Regions from separate parts of the Homo sapiens genome. Here region 1 is linked to region 2. Evidence: chromatin loops called from intact Hi-C (ENCODE). Cell type or tissue: dorsolateral prefrontal cortex. All regions are shown on one strand. Each heading gives the region's core, and the rest is flanking DNA. Links, peaks and the distances in the headings are about the cores only.

The links. A loop is a pair of places that touch in the nucleus more often than their neighbours do. Peaks named below come from ENCODE experiments on the same cell type or tissue, not always from the same donor. Only the 100,000 strongest peaks of a DNase experiment are listed, where the experiment ranks them.
Region 1: it touches region 2 in a loop (6-fold over the local background); 15 of 110 quality-filtered maps call a loop at or near these places.

The regions. Positions count from the first base shown.
Region 1 is chr17:17,157,638-17,165,962 of GRCh38, forward strand. It overlaps MPRIP (myosin phosphatase Rho interacting protein), which reads left to right. Exons shown (of 24, transcript NM_001364716.4): 14 at 795-1,365; 15 at 3,603-3,719; 16 at 6,472-8,325. Among named protein-coding and RNA genes, the nearest start is that of PLD6, 45 kb to the right of the region's middle. In dorsolateral prefrontal cortex, for the core only: no CTCF peak of the experiment used is centred there; no DNase peak of the experiment used is centred there; H3K27ac peaks cover 2,407 bases.
Region 2 is chr17:17,208,639-17,216,954 of GRCh38, forward strand. FLCN (folliculin) reads right to left here. Exons shown (of 14, transcript NM_144997.7): 11 at 7,742-7,865; 12 at 6,547-6,678; 13 at 6,347-6,452; 14 at 3,574-5,218. The coding sequence ends at 5,017. Among named protein-coding and RNA genes, the nearest start is that of PLD6, 6.5 kb to the left of the region's middle. In dorsolateral prefrontal cortex, for the core only: no CTCF peak of the experiment used is centred there; no DNase peak of the experiment used is centred there; H3K27ac peaks cover 1,046 bases.

The sequences.
Region 1 (8,325 bases), core at 10-8,009, 51 kb before region 2:
GGCCAACATGGAGAAACCCCGTTTCTACTAAAAATACAAAATTAGCCAGGCATGGTAGCGCATGCCGGTAATCCCAGCTACTTGGGAGGCTGAGGCAGGAGAATCGCTTGAACCCAGCAGGCAGAGGTTGTGGTGAGCCGAGATCGCGCCATTGCACTCCAGCCTGGGTAACAAGAGTGAAACTCCATCTCAAAAAAAAAAAAAACAAAACATAGATCTGATCACGTTACCTGCTTATTAAAAGGTAAGCCCTTCTAGAAAGTGCTAGTTTTCCCTCATTCTGTCACCACTGTCCAGTCCAGGGGTGCACAGGGCCCAGGCCTCACCTGGCAGGTACGGTGGCTGTGCCCAGGTGCAGCCTAATGTAGTTCTTGGCCCTGAGCAAGGCAGGGCTGGCCCGTCCTGCCTCTGAGGCTGTGGGAGTCCTGGGACTCCCCTGGCTCCATACCCTGGCAACGGGACCACCACAGTGAGCCCCTCACAGCCTCTTCAGTCAAGGGACCCCCCCAGTGTCATTATGTGGGAAACCTCAGCTTTCTGAGGCTCTTTTCCCTTCCTTTCCCCTTCCCCTCCCCGTCCCCCTCCCCCTCCCCCACTCAGAACCAGTTTGGGAAGGGATGTGGGGTAAAGGCAGAGTATTCCTGTCCTCCCTGCACTTAGGAAGCTGGGATTAGGATAGAAAAAGGATGTGGTGCTCACAGGGGCTGGGTTGTGGCTCAGCATTGCCAGCTTCTGCCTGGCAGGCCACACCAGAGCCGCCCCTGACAGGCTATGTCCATCCTCCTGCCCCACAGCTCGTTGCCAGAGGAAAAAAACAAGAGCAGCTGCTCTTTTGAGACCTGCCCGAGGCCTACTGAGAAGCAAGAGGCAGAGCTGGGGGAGCCGGACCCTGAGCAGAAGAGGAGCCGCGCACGGGAGCGGAGGCGAGAGGGCCGCTCCAAGACCTTTGACTGGGCTGAGTTCCGTCCCATCCAGCAGGCCCTGGCTCAGGAGCGGGTGGGCGGCGTGGGGCCTGCTGACACCCACGAGCCCCTGCGCCCTGAGGCGGAGCCTGGGGAGCTGGAGCGGGAGCGTGCACGGAGGCGGGAGGAGCGCCGCAAGCGCTTCGGGATGCTCGACGCCACAGACGGGCCAGGCACTGAGGATGCAGCCCTGCGCATGGAGGTGGACCGGAGCCCAGGGCTGCCTATGAGCGACCTCAAAACGCATAACGTCCACGTGGAGATTGAGCAGCGGTGGCATCAGGTGGAGACCACACCTCTCCGGGAAGAGAAGCAGGTGCCCATCGCCCCCGTCCACCTGTCTTCTGAAGATGGGGGTGACCGGCTCTCCACACACGAGCTGACCTCTCTGCTCGAGAAGGAGGTAATAGCCTGGGACCAGATCCCCACCCTGCTCCCAGCAGCCTTTCCAGAGCATCAGCTGTGCCCAGCTGTGGCCTGAGGGGTTCATCTAGACAGTCCTACCCGCGAGGGACTTGCAGACCCCTAGGGGAGACAGACGCATAGATGAGTCCTCATAGTTGAGGCAGACCTGAGAGCTGTGGGAGCGTGCCAGTGCATGCAGGGCAGGGAAAGGGGCCTTCCAGGCACAGAGGAATTCTTCCGATGGTGGGGGCCCCTGCCATTGAGAGGCAAGCGGCGTTGCAGGGCCTAGATGGTTTCCTCGTTCTGACTCCCGATGGCAGGAGGGGCGCGAGCAGGGCAAGGCTTTTGCATTACGCAGCCCTGGCTTGGACAGGTCAAAGCTGTAGGCAGAGACCAGCCCCAGGTGCTCTTACAGTGGCTTGGGGACGGCCGATCAGATCTGAAGCCAGGGGCATCCAGCAGGAGATGACAGCTGGGTCCTAGGTCATGAGGATATGAAGCAGAAGACAGTGGTGAGGCAGGGTAGGCTGTGGATGAAGGCTGCCCTGTGACTGTCACTCCTCCACGAGGCCTTCAGTGCACCTAGGTACATAGATGAACAAGCTGGCCCCCGAACTATAAAATAAGATGTTCTTTCATGGAAATGTATGCAGAAATCCAGTCTGCAGAACTTCAGTGGTAGATTGACATGTCTGGGCAGGGAGTCTCGTAGCTGGGGAGGTGTAGCGTTACAGTTTTTGTAGAACTCCCTGTTTCACTCTCCATTTAGGGACAGTTTTCAACACTGTGTTTCAAATGTGTTCTCTTACGTAAGTAGCTTGTTAAAGATTTGCCACTTGGGTATGCCTCAAGCTTCTCATCTTTTTTGTATTTTATTAACTGTATGAGGCTGAGTTACCACCAGCACTAATACTTGTACTTTTTCATTTTCCTCATCCATTAACAAGTAACAAAGGCAAGATGAAATAAAATAACAGTTGAAACTCACATTACTTCAGGCTACCAAAATGGGCCAGCCAGCAGGCGACACACTGGCTCAACAATCTGGGGGGTCAGTCTTCACTGTTTAAAAGTCAGGGGTCGGCTGGGCATGGTGGCTCACGCCTGTAATCCCGGTACTTTGGGAGGCCGAGGCGGGCGGATCACAAGGTCAAGAGATCAAGACCATCCGGCCAACATGGTGAAACCCCGTCTCTACTAAAAATACAAAAATTAGCTGGGCATGGTGGTGCATTCCTGTAGTCCCAGCTACTTGGAAGGCTGAGGCAGGAGAATCACTTGAACCCAGGAGGCAGAGGTTGCAGTGACCTGAGATCGCACCATCGTACTCCAGCCTGGCGACAGAGCGAGAGTCCATCTCAAAAAAAATAAATAAAAGTCAGGGGTCTCCCCGCCTCTCACAGCACAGTCTGTCAGCACCCTGGGCGGCACTGGCCTGACTGTCCACCACACACACAGCTCCATTCAGCACGAGCTCTGGGAGCAGGTTGGGTAGCCCTGCACATGGCCAGGCATCAGGAGGCACCTGGGAGGTGTGTAGGGAAGAGGTGGATGGATGAATGAGTAGCTGAAGCTGTTGAAAGCAAGAAGAGTGTAAAATAGCTTACTCATGGGTATCCACACCTTGTTTGAGGGAACTGCGGGAACTCTTTTTGCAAACAGAACTTTGTGGAATCCATCATGTAAAGCTGGTCAAATGGAGTGGTTTCAGTTGAGACCATAGTGGGCCCTGGAGTGAGGCCTGCTTGGGGCCACCACTCACAGTGGTCCCTGTAGAGCCTAGCCTGGCCTGTGTGACCAGCTGAGGACACCCAAAGGACCCCATGGGGTGCTTCCTCCAGATGCAGATGCAAAACCCTTGTTCCCCAGTGGACACATTCCCCTTCTCAGAAATGAACACCCCGTATGGGCCTTGGCACCTATATAGGGCGTGCATGTTGGAACCTTGAGCAGGTGTGGGAAGTATGTGGGCATCCAGGGGTGCCTGGAGTAGGGAAGGACAAGGTAGTCCCTTGGTGCCCATAAGGTACCAAGTCTGCCATTGTTACTGATGGCTTGCATTGGAACCTTCACTTCCAAATGCTGCTGGTAAAGGCCATATCAGCACATCTGCTGAAATGTGGAGACTCCAAAACTCTTGGGCCACATGGAAGACCAGTGAAAGAGTCTGTGCTGTGCAGCTGCTTTGTTTATCATTGTCATTTTGCATAAAAGTGTGTGTCTTTTTGCCAACAGCTGGAGCAGAGCCAGAAGGAGGCCTCAGACCTTCTGGAGCAGAACCGGCTCCTGCAGGACCAGCTGAGGGTGGCCCTGGGCCGGGAGCAGAGCGCCCGTGAGGGCTACGTGCTGCAGGTAGGGTGGAGGGGCTGCTGTGGCCCATGGTGCGCTCAGGAGCTTCAGTGTGAAGGGTTCATGCTCAGGCAGGCTAGGAGTGTGCAAAACTTGGCTGAGCAGGGGTGTCTCCCAGGAGCTCATGCCCCTGGGCTTTTCTGCCACAGGACTGGACACTCAATGTGCTTGGGGGGGTCTGTTTGTTTTTCCCTCCTGATATGACATTTTGGGGAATCTCCCTGAAACCTCTATATCTAAGGACTTTTTTTGGTAATAAAATGATTTTGGTGACCTTTCCCTTTGACTCTGAAAGTAGCCAATATACATTTATTGTAAATACCATACATTTGCATGTGATTTCTCATAGTTTTCACTATAGTAATATTGGACCTATTGTACAGATTGAAGACATTGAATCACACAGCAAGTCCAGTGCCTGCTTACAACCAACAGCAAGTCAGTGGCAAAGCTAGTACTGGACCCCATTCCCATCTGTTTCTATACCACACCTGGCAGGCAGAGCTGGGGCTCTTACCACTACTAGCCCAACCCCGGGATACCTCCACTGAGATCCTGTACCACAGAGCCCTGATATAGGGGTGTCACAAGGCTGGAGCTAGCCTGGCCCAAGGGCGTGCCTATGTCTGCTGACTTTCCTGCAGCGTGCCAGGCCTTGTGCCAGGTATTGGGCATAAAACAGATATACTCTTGTCCCCATTGAGTGGTAGAGGAGATTGTGATAGGAAGATTGATATATAAATACTGCAGGAGAAGTGAAGTGGGGTACCAGAACAGGGAGCCTAAGTTCTCGGCAAAGGCTGAGGGTATAACATTAGAATCAAGGTCCTAGGTTCAAGACTTGGCCCTGCTACTGACCCCCAAAGCAAGTGCATGTGTCCCCTCCTCTACAGCGGCAGTCTGCTGCCTGTGTAGACTTAGACCCAGTGATCCCTGAGGGCCCTTCCGGCTCTTAGACCCCGAGTCTCTGTCACGTATTGTCTACATTTGCAGACCGCAGTGCGCTGACCTTGGTCTGAGTTGTCCCAGGCAGCAGATGGAACAGGGGCACTCAGCTGGCCTCTGACCATAGTCTGCCTCTTTGCAGACTCTCTGCTGTTTCTTCTCCTGTGTGCTCCCTGGGCCTTCTCTTTCTTTCTGCCCCACATGCCCTAGACTCTCCTCTCCAGCCTCTTCTGCCATAGTCATTGCCATGCCCTGTTCAGACCTGGTGAACAGGGCCTCCCTGTGGGCCTCCCTGCCAAGGTCATTTGCGCTTGCCCTCCAGGTTTGAGGAGCATCTTTTTAATTCTTGATTGGGCCTCATCCTATAAGAACTGGCTTCAAATCAGGTAGTAAAGATAAAAGTTCAGCATCCCAAATTCGAAAATCTGAAATGCTCCAAAATCCAAAACTGAACGCTGACATTATGCTGAAAGGAAATGCTCACTGGAGCATTTCAGATTTTGGATTTTTGGATTGGGGATGCTCACCCAGTAAGTAGAATGCAAATATTTTAAAATCCGAAACAGTTCTTGTCCCAAGTATTTTGGATAAGGGATACTCAACTTGTACTAAGCAGCGGACTTTGCACATTGCTAACCTAGGAACCTACCTCTGTCTAACTTGCATAATTGCATGAGCCTACACTGAAGCCCCTGTTGGTCAGCACTGGGCAAAGCTGGTCTTTAATACCTTTTCCCTAAGTCTAATAACCTGTGACTTCTCACCACCCTTTATGCTTTGGAAATGCTTTTAATCACGACTCAGAATGAGCAGGGGGTCTGTGGGGTTAAGGGTCAGGAGCCAGCTACTGGGGTGGGTGCTATACTAACTGCTGGGAGGAGCTTGCATGATTTGGACATTGAGTGTGAAGTGTAACTTGAACTTAACATAACTGAGTGTCACATCTGTGGCTTCCCCGGCCAGCAGACCGAGAGGGAGCCATAGGCAGGCCAGATTCTTAGGCTGGGCTCGGCTCACTCTTGTTTGTGTTGTTTTTCCCTATATTAATGAGTTCTGTCTCTGCATGCCTTTCAGTGTGGGGAGTTTTGTTTCATTTACGTTGTGTTTTGTTTTTGCATGCTTCACTTTTTCTTATTTTGAACTCCACAAAGGTTTGTTTGTTTTGTTGATTATTGTATCTTACTCCATGGTTCCCGTTCCCCCCTCGTTTTGACTTCTTACAGGTAGAGATTAGTTCTTCCTGTTACTCTAGAGGACTGACTACACTTTCCACAGGAAAATGTTTGGATGTCACCTTGCTGACATCTCCCGAGTGTTACCTTCCTTCCTTCTCCTCCTGTCTTAGAAGGAAGTGGCATCATTTACCTACACCTTGTGTCCTGCGCTTGTTTAGGATTTGTTGTCAAGACTGCGTACTTTTTGTTTTGTGAAACAAACAGCTGCAGGTGCTGTGCTCCTCCCGCCTGTCCCTCTTCCTGGCGCTCTCTTGTCCTTTAGTCTTTGTTTTGCTTCTTAGTGTGTTCCATTATTCAGTTTTGTTTGGTTTATTTCTCCTAGAAGCTGTTTGGTTAAAGCTGTTTTCTGATGTTATTGTCCATGTTTTCTGTTTACCTGGAAGCAGCTACTTACTAAAAAAAAAAAAAAAGAAAATTTGTTGGATTTTTTTAATGGGAAAAAAAAATAAAGTTGTACAAAGGATAAAAGCCAAAGCCATCAAGGAGCTTTCTGTGGTTGTTCCTGGCCAGAGGTGTGACACTCAGAACTGGGAGGCCCGAGTGTTACTAACCAGTATTTAATCGGTTTTTTTAAGACTGAAGTGGCCGCCTCCCCATCGGGTGCCTGGCAGAGGCTCCATAGAGTCAACCAAGACCTTCAAAGTGAGCTTGAAGCCCAGTGCCAGCGCCAGGAGCTGATTACACACCAGATTCAGACCCTGAAGCGTAGCTATGGGGAGGCCAAGGACACGATCCGGCACCACGAGGCTGAGATCCGGAGCCTTCAGGCACGGCTCAGCAATGCGGCCGCTGAGCTAGCCATCAAGGAGCAGGCGCTGGCCAAGCTCAAGGGCGACCTGAAGCGGGAGCAGGGCCGGGTCCGCGAGCAGCTGGAGGAGCGGCAACACAGCGAGGCGGCGCTGAGCAGCCAGCTGAGGGCTAGCGAGCAGAAGCTCAAGAGTGCTGAGGCCCTGCTGCTGGAGAAGACGCAGGAGCTACGGGGCCTGGAGACACAGCAGGCGCTGCAGCGGGACCGGCAGAAGGAGGTCCAGAGGCTGCAGGAGCGCATTGCCGACCTCAGCCAGCAACTGGGCGCCAGTGAGCAGGCGCAGCGGCTGATGGAGGAGAAGCTGCAGAGAAACTATGAGCTGCTGCTGGAGAGCTGTGAGAAGGAGAAGCAGGCATTGCTGCAGAACCTAAAGGAAGTGGAAGACAAGGCCAGCGCCTATGAGGACCAGCTGCAGGGTCAGGCACAGCAGGTGGAGACCCTGCAGAAGGAGAAGCTGAGCGCCACTTTCGAGGGCAGTGAGCAGGTGCACCAGCTGGAGGAGCAGCTGGAGGCACGAGAGGCCAGCGTGCGCAGGCTCGCAGAGCACGTGCAGAGCCTCTGTGACGAGCGGGACCTCCTCAGACAGCGGTTCCAGGAGCTGACAGAGCGCGTGGCCACGTCCGACGAGGATGTGGCTGAGCTCCGGGAAAAGCTGAGGAGAAGAGAGGCTGACAACCAGAGCCTGGAGCACTCCTACCAGAGGGTCTCCAGCCAGCTGCAGAGCATGCACACTCTGCTGAGAGAGAAGGAGGAAGAGCTGGAGCGCATTAAGGAAGCACATGAGAAGGTTCTGGAGAAGAAGGAGCAGGACCTCAATGAGGCTTTGGTTAAAATGGTTGCCTTGGGGAGCAGCTTAGAGGAAACAGAAATTAAGCTCCAGGCAAAAGAAGAGATTTTAAGGAAATTTGCAAGTGAATCTCCAAAGGACATGGAAGAGCCACGGAGTACCCCTGAAGAGACAGAAAGGGATGGCACTTTGCTCCCAGGCCAACCAGTCCAAGCCACTAGGGCACCTCTAGGCCTCCCACACACAAGGCTCGAGGATGAGGACGAGGACCTGGGGGCTCCTCCGGGGGAAGAGTACGGTGATGGCAGCCCCAGTAGGGAAGACAGCATGGTGCCCCCAAAGTCAGTGGAAGTGCTTGACAGGGAGGGCCATCAGCAGGGCACAGCCAAACTCGACCAAGGGGCACCTGGTGTTAAAAGGCAAAGAATCCGGTTCTCCACAATCCAGTGCCAAAGATACATTCACCCCGAAGGGTCTGAGAAGACCTGGACCAGCAGCACATCTTCCGACACCAGCCAGGACCGGTCACCCTCGGAAGAAAGCATGTCCTCAGAGCCTGCACCCAGTGTACTGCCTGCAACTGGCGACTCTGACACGTACCTCTCCATCATCCACTCCCTGGAGACCAAGCTCTACGTCACAGAGGAAAAGCTCAAAGACGTGACCGTGAGGCTGGAGAGCCAGCAGGGTCAGAGCCGTGAGGCACTGCTCGCACTGCACCACCAGTGGGCGGGCACCGAGGCCCAGCTGCGTGAGCAGCTCCGCGCCAGCCTGCTCCAGGTTGGCGCACTGGCCTCCCAGCTGGAGCAGGAGAGGCAGGAGAGGGCCAGGAGG
Region 2 (8,316 bases), core at 317-8,316:
CTCGCTCTGTCGCCCAGTCTGGAGTGCAGTGGCACGATCTCGGCTCACTGCAACCTTCACCTCCTGGGTTCAAGCAATTCTCCTGCCTCAGCCTCCCAAGTAGCTGGGACTACAAATGCACACCACCACATCGGCTAAATTTTTGTTTTTGTATTTTTAGTAGAGACGGGGTTTCATCGTGTTAGCTAGGATGGTCTCGATCGCCTGACCTCGTGATCAGCCTGCCTCGGCCTCCCAAAGTGCTGGAATTACAGGTGTGAGCCACCGTGCCTGGCGAATAAAATTCTTAACAAAGAAAAAGAACACTTGAGTTTAGTGCTGGCTCCCAGGCTTCCTAGCTGCATGGTCTAGGGCAAATTGATTCATCTCTTCTGAGCTTCACTTTCCTCATCTAAAACGATAATGAGAGGAGGGACTTGGAGTTGTGGAGGTATAAAGAAGGACTCAAATCCCTCCAGAGAGGGATAAACAAAAATAAAACTGGGGGAAAACAGTTTTCAAAAACAGCCACTTCAGGGCTGGAAATCTACCAAAGGCAGACAACAAAATGAGAAGCTTTATTTGATTTTTATTTATTTTTTGTCTTCCAGTTTCTATTTTTAACTTTGTCGGTATATAGTAGGTATATATATTTATCGGGTACATGAGATATTTTGGTACAGACATGCAATTTGTAATAATCACATCAGGGTAAACAGGATATCCATCACCTTAAGCATTTATCCTCTTTTGTGTTACAACATTTAGTTATTAGTTTATTTATTTATTTATTTATTTGAGACGGAGTCTTGCTCTGTTGCCCAGGCTGGAGTGCAGTGGTGCGATCTCAGCTCACTTTGCAAGCTCTGCCTCCCAGGTTCACGCCATTCTCCTGCCTCAGCCTCCCAAGTAGCTGGGACTACAGGTGCCCGCCACCACGCCCAGCTAATTTTTCGTATTTTTAGTAGAGATGGGGTTTCACTATGTTAGCCAGGATGGTCTCGATCTCCTGACCTCACTATCTGCCCTCCTCGGCCTCCCAAAGTGCTGGGATTACAGGCGTGAGCCACCGTGCCCGGCCTAGTTTTTTATTCATTTATTTTTCAGATGGAGTCTTGCTCTGTCAGCAGTGACGTGATCTTGGCTCACGGCAACCTCCGTCTCCCAGATTCAAGCAATTCTCCTGCCTCAGCCTCCAGAGTAGCTGGGATTACAGGCACCCACCACCACGCCCGGCTAATTTTTGTATGTTTAGTGGAGACGGGGTTTCACCATGTTGGCCAGGCTGGTCTCGAACACCTCACATCAGGTGATCCGCCCACCTTGGCCTCCCAAAGTGCTGGGATTACAGGTGTGAGCCACCGTGCCTGGCCGTTTGTGTTTATTTTTTATTTTTTGAGACAGAGTCTCGCTTTGCTGCCCAGACAGGAGTGCCATGGGGCCATCTCAGCTCACTGCAACCTCCACCTCCCTGGTTCAAGCGATTCTCCTGCCTCAGCCTCCTGAGCAGCTGGGATTACAGGTGCCTGACACCACGCCTAGCTAATTTTTGTACTTTTAGTAGAGATGGGAGTTCACCATGTTGGCCAGGCTGGTCTCGAACACCTGACCTCAGGTGATCCGCCCACCTTGGCCTCCCAAAGTGCTGGGATTACAGGTGTGAGCCACAGTGCCTGGCTATAATAACCATTTTAATATGTGTGTGTATGTCATTAACATCATGTCGTATACCTTAAATATATACAATTTATTTTTTAAAAGCTTATACAAACTATATTATCAGATAAGGGGTTAATTTCCACAATATATAAGAGCTCAAGTGATTCTCCTGCCTCAGCCTCCTGAGTAGCTGGGACTACAGGCGTACACCACCAGCCTGGCTAATTTTTTTTTTTGTATTTTTAGTAGAGACGGGGTTTCACCATGTTGGCCAGGCTGGTATCAAACTCCTGGGCTCAGGTGATCCTCCTGCCTCGGCCTCCCAAAGTGCTGGGATTACAGGCGTGAGCCACCATGCCCGGCCCTGAGTGTAAGTATCTTGAATGTAAAATCAGGAAACCCTTGACTGCCTTCAAACACATGGGGAAGGTTCAAGATCTGGAACTTGTTTTCTGTCTCTTCCATTTTGTGAAAAGCTACAAAATCAGGAACCCCTATTCCCTCACAAGGACAGCAGAGTCTGGCCTGGTCTTGGGCTGGCATAGGTTCAGCTCAGCCTCCTGCTCTTCTGCACTCATGACCAATAGGAAAAATCTTCAAGAACTGCATGCCTGTGGGGAGAAAAAGCCCACAGCTGCCTAGAAACACCAGTTGGCAGCTGGGTGCGGTGGCTCACCCCTCTAATTCCAGCACTTTAGGAGGCCGAGGCGGGCGGATCACGAGGTCAGGAGTTCGAGACCAGTCTGGCCAACATGATGAAACCCCATCTCTACTAAAAATACAAAAATTAGCCGGGTGTGGTGGCATGTACCTGTAATCCCAGTTACTCGGGAGGCTGAGGCTGAATTGCTTGAACCAGGGAGTCGGAGCTTGCAGTGAGCCGAGATCACACCACTGCACTACAGCCTGGCAACGGAGCAAGACTCTGTCTCAAAAAACAAAAACAAAAACAAAACCACCAGTCGGCATAGGGCCTTGCCTGCCCCCTCGCCAGCAAGCTCTGTTAGACATGGGAAATCCAGGTCACACATGCCCCTGAAGTGAATGCAGAGCTAACTTACACTGGGCTCCTACTTGCCAAGTGGATTCAGCCACTAGACTGGCAGACAACTGGCAAAAACTGAGCATAGAACCACGTTCCCAGGAATGCCATGCACGAGAGAAAGACAGGAATCTGTACCCGAAGCCGGGGAGGACAGTGGGTGGTCATCTCTCCCTTGACCCACATTGGCCAGGGGGTCCCCTCCCACTCGAGGTAGATGACTAAACCGTGAACCTGCTGTTTTAGGGATTGCCACGGTCACCCAGGGTGATTCCAGCCATCTTCCTCTCAGATGGACATGTCTTTTAAATATCATCATTATTAAGGGATGAGCCATTTCTAATGCTGAACAAAATGAAAAGCACATGGGCATAGGTACTCAACAGATGTCCTTGGGATAAATGAGTGTTTGCTTCTCTCCAACACCAACTCCAACGACTAACTTGGAGAAGATTGTCTACGATCATTATAGCAGCTTAACTGTGCGAATTGGCCACTCACTGGTATTTTGTTTTGTTTTTTGAGATGGAGTCTCACTCTGTTGCCCAGGCTGGAGTGCAGTGGTGTGATCTTGGCTCACTGCAACCTCTGCCTCCCGGGTTCAAGTGATTCTCCTGCCTCAGCTTCCTGAGTAGCTGGGACTACAGGCATCTGTCACCATGCCTGGCTAATTTTTTATATTTTTAGTACAGACAGGGTTTCACCGTATTAGCCAGGATGGTGTCGATCTCCTGACCTCGTGATCCGCCTGCCTCAGCCTCCCAAAGTGCTGAGATTACAGGCATGAGCCACTGCGCCCGGCTGACTCACTGGTATTTTTTAACCATAGTATTTCCTGTGCCTGAGCGCAAATAAATAGTAGGCATCAAACCAATAAAACCATGTAGTAACAATTTACAAAAATACATCTTTATTGTGTTCCAATGTTGTTGCATTATACAGATACCTAGTTATATAAACTTGGTCTTCATGTTAAATATAAACACAAAAAAACTAGAAACAAATCAGCAAAACCATCAGAAAATCCCTCTGAGCCATGAATCCTTATTAAAAATGTATAGTGGGGGGTACCTGTAGCTGTATGTTGAAGCAGGAGGACTGCTTGAACTCAGGAGTTCAAGACCAGCCTGGACGACATAGCAAGATGCCATCTCTTTAAAAAAAAAAAAAAAAAAAAAAAAAAGGGCCAGGCACAGTGGCTCACGCTTGTAATCCCAGCACTTTGGGAGGCTGAGGTGGGTGGATCACCTGAGGTCAGGAGTTTGAGACCAGCCCGGCCAACACGGTGAAACCCCGTCTCTACTAAAAAATACAAAAATTAGCTGGGCATAGTGGCGGGCACCTGTAGTTCCAGCTACTCTGGAGGCTGAGGCAGGAGAATTGCTTGAACCCAGGAGGCAGAGGTTGCAGTGAGCCAAGATCGTGCCATTGCACTCCAGCCTGGGCAACAAGAGTGAAACTCCCTCTCAAAAAAAAAAGTACAGTGGGATGATGAAATTGTCTTCAATCACCACACTCCGAAAATAGTTAACTGTAACCAAACGTAAATGTTGAAAGCAGCAATAAAGACAAAAGCGATACAGAATAAAAGCATGGCGGGGCTCACCATATCCAGGGGATTGGGCAAGTCAGATGCTTGCCGACCCCTCAGCAACCTGTCTTGTGCAAAAATGATCAGGGACTCCATCATTAAGCCCCAGGTTACCTTCACCAGCACCTGCAGGGGAACACCCCAGAAGACGAGCCCCATGGCTTCAGAACACACATTTCAGAGGACCAAAAGATGAGGAAGAGATCCACTTCACTCCCCAAAGTCTCTTGCGGAGCCCTAACTCAATCACTCAGTGACCAAGAGCTGGCAATGTACTGAATATTCACAACTGCAGCAAAAGGTACCCTCAAACATAAGGCCCAGAAACTCTTGCTGAATTTCAAAGTAGAAACGCTTGAATGTTAACCTCGGGAGCAGACATGTTATTGCGACTGCATACTGAGTCGGACCTGTTTCTCCTGCGGGTTTTGAGTCTAAGTCCACAAGGGGCCTGGGAGGCAAGCTGTCCTCCTAGTCGTCTCTCCAAGGAGTTTGAACACAGAGAGAGCCCATCATCCCTCCGCCTTTCATTGCCATCTTCAGCGATTCCAACGGCTGGAGGGAGAGTCTGGGAAGCACACAGGCCCCAAACCTGACAGGGCCGAGCCCAGCCCTGATGGTTTCCCTTCCTTGCTGGGACACAGCTCCTTCCAGCAGTTGAGAAACTCAAGGGACAGTCCCTCTCACGGGGCTGGAGGATCCTGTGGACAGCCATCCCTGTCTTTAGGCAGGTGTGTGTGACGGGTCAGTTCCGAGACTCCGAGGCTGTGGGGCTGCGGACCGTGGACATGAGGTGTGACTTGTAGGTCTTGCTCAGGCCAGTCATCCAGAACTTCAGCAGCTTGACATTGTCCTCCTCGGACGCACCCAGGATGCTCAGCAGCTTCTGTGTGTCCTCTTTGGGTCGACTGTCCACCTTGGTGAACTTAAAAAGCACCTTCACTTTGCTGAAGAAAACCAAAACAAAACACTCAGACACCACAGCACAATCCCTCGAGCCCTGGTCACGGGGCCAACCAGGGGTGACACGGCTTTGGCACCAGCAGGAGCTGTGCAGGCAGAGCTGGAATCCACACCCTTGGGGCAGCAGGCTTGGCCCCTGAACTGCTGAAAGGAGCTGTGTCCCAGCAAGGAAGGGAAGCTGTCGGGGCTGGGCTCGGCCCTCTGTCGGGTATGGGTATGGGGCCTGTGCGCTTCCCACACCCTCCCTCAAGCTGTTGTCAAGACGCCAAGAAGAAAGAAAAACCTTCCTTAAACTCGTGGAAGACACTGGTTGCTCCTAAGCTTCACTGCATGATTTTAAATCAGGACAATGTTTGATTAATAAATTTGACCCAAAAAATTACCAAGAATCGAGGCAGGAGGAAATAAAGTAAATTTGCTTACAAAAAAAAAAACCCGGGGGGCCAGGTGCAGTGGCTCACGCCTGTAATCCCAGCACTTTGGGAGGCCAAGGTGGGCGGATCACGAAGTCAGGAGTTCAAGACCAGCCTGGCCAACATGCTAAAACCCTGTCTCTACTAAAAATACAAATATTAGCCAGGCATGGTGGTGGGTGCCTGTAATCCCAGCTACTCCAGAGGCTGAGGCAGAAGAATCGCTTGAACCCGGGAGGCGGAGGTTGTGGTGAGCCAAGATCATGCCATTGCACTCCAGCCTGGGCAACAAGAGCCAAACTCTGACTCAAAAAAAATAAAAAATAAAAATAAAATAAAATAAAAAGCGGGGTGGGGCATGGGTTACTGGGCTTTTAGGTTTTGAAGTTAATTGCACAGCAGATGACAGAGCTTCCATTATGAACCCTCCTGTGAGCTTGGAGCCCTTGCCCAAGCCTCAGTCGCTCTCCAAGGCAGGCGCCACCCCCACCTCCCCATGCAGGAGCCGGAGGCAGACATGATGACCGCCTCCCGAGGCCACCTGAGCTTTGCAGTGGCGGACGTGGAGTTGGAACCCCGCCCCCAACCTCTTCTCTCGGCTCCTCCCTCAGTGGCCACGGCCCAGCTCCTCTTTTGGAAACAGCTCCAGGTTTTCTCCAGGGTCGCAAGCAAAGGGGCCTCACCCACACTGTTGCTTACTTCATCCACTCCTCCTTGAGGCAGACGAGGCACTGGTCCACCACATCCACAGACAGGTTCTGGTTGGTCAGAGCCGCTTCAATCTTATTCAGGATGGTGGGGCCCACTGGGGAGAAGGGCAGGGGCAGAGCAAGGGCAGGCGTTAGCGCGGGGCGGGGGCATCTTCTCACAAAAAGGACACTCTGCCTGGGGGCACCCACCTCGGTCTGCAGCTACAGGGCTCCCACTGGTCACCACAAACTCGTACTTGCTGAGAGACTGGTCATCCTCACACCCCACAGGGTGGAGGGTGGAACGTGCGGCTGCGTGGACCTCCACGATGACAGCAAACTCTGTAACAACACAAGGCCCGTGGCTCCTCATCTCCCCCATGCTCCTCACCTCCCCTGCGCTAGCCCACCGTGGGCCCCACTCCGCTCATCCCAGGTCAGTGGGGAAGGCTGCTGGTGAAAAGACTGGCCCAAATCAATGCTTTGGTATTTAAAACCTTTCAGGTTATTCGTGAATAGTTAAGGGTTAACTTTTGCCTCAGTTAAACTAATAATTTATTATATTACAATAATCACAAAGTACTTTATATACATCAATTTACCTCTGGCTAAGCAGCCCTATGAGGGTGGTCTCACCATGACCCTATTCTACAGATGGGGAAACAGGCCTGGAGACGTTAAATAACCTGCTCGTAGTGGTAAGAATTTGAAGTCTGTTTGAAACCAGAGCCTGTGTTTCCAATGCTACCCGGAAAAAAGGCACTGCCTCGCAGGGAGTCAGGACCCAGCCTGGGTGCTGATTGGGGGCTCAGGGTAGCTCCACTCGGACCATGAGTCAGCAGCTGCTGGTCACCGCTGTGCTGGGGGAAGTCACTGATGAGCCTGGGGGGCTGATCCCTGGACATCCCCAAACCAAAAGACCAGGGGTTTGCTGAGCCCTGACCACACCAGTGAAGGCCGGGAAGACCTCGGGCACATGAGGTGAAGAAAAAGGCTGGAGGAGAGCAGAAGTCAGGACAGGGGAACAGTAGAAGAGTGAGGAGAGGATGGCAGGGCCCACAGAAGCAGGCAGCTCACACCCAGCATTCAGCAGGCCTCCATCTCATAGGCACCCAATCACCAGGACGACCAGGATCCTCCGGCCAGGGACACATCCTCCCACCCCACGATGGTGACCTGCAGCCCACTGACGACAGTCCCTGCCAGCCAACCTTCCCATCAGGTCCACTCACCCACCGCTACCTGTGTGAAGATAGAACACGGAGGCCCAGAGCCATGGGGGAAGCTGGCCCTGCAATGAGGCCTCCTCTCCACAACCCATGACAGAGATCTGGTTCCACTTTGGGCCTGAGGCGTGGGGAACCTCAGCGCAGGGCATGGCCCCACAGCCCGCGGGGGCACGCACCTGAGGAGAGCACGTGGGGGGGGATCTGCACGTGCGGGCTGAGCCCCAGGAAGTTGCACCGATAGGCCTCCTCGTACTGGCTGCTGTATGGGATGATGCGGACGCAGCCCACGGGAAGCATGGTCTGAGGAGGACAGCAGGACTCAGACCAAGGACACGAGGAAGCCCTCAGCCCCGGCCATCCATGCTCTACTACCCAAACCCCACACGCCTCCTGCAGCCCGGTCCAAGCCCTCCCTCCTGCCAGAGGAGTCCCCAGACTCTCAGCCCACAGTGGGGGTGAGGGGGGAGGGTCCTCCACCACCAGGTCCCTAACTCTTGTCTGGACCGCCAGTCACACACCAGCTTGTACCGCCCCTCGCTCTGTGGTGTTAACTCATATTAATGTTTGCCTGCACAGATGTTTGTCTCCTACCGCATCCCACAAAGAAGCTTTTACCAAGACTGTGTCATATGCATTTTTGTTCCCTCTCAGGCCTGGGCAGTCAGCAGGCACACGCATCCTTCTGATGATTTAAACATCATCAGACCAGACCCGGGTCTCCGTGCCCACTGCGCCCCCAGTGGAGACCGTG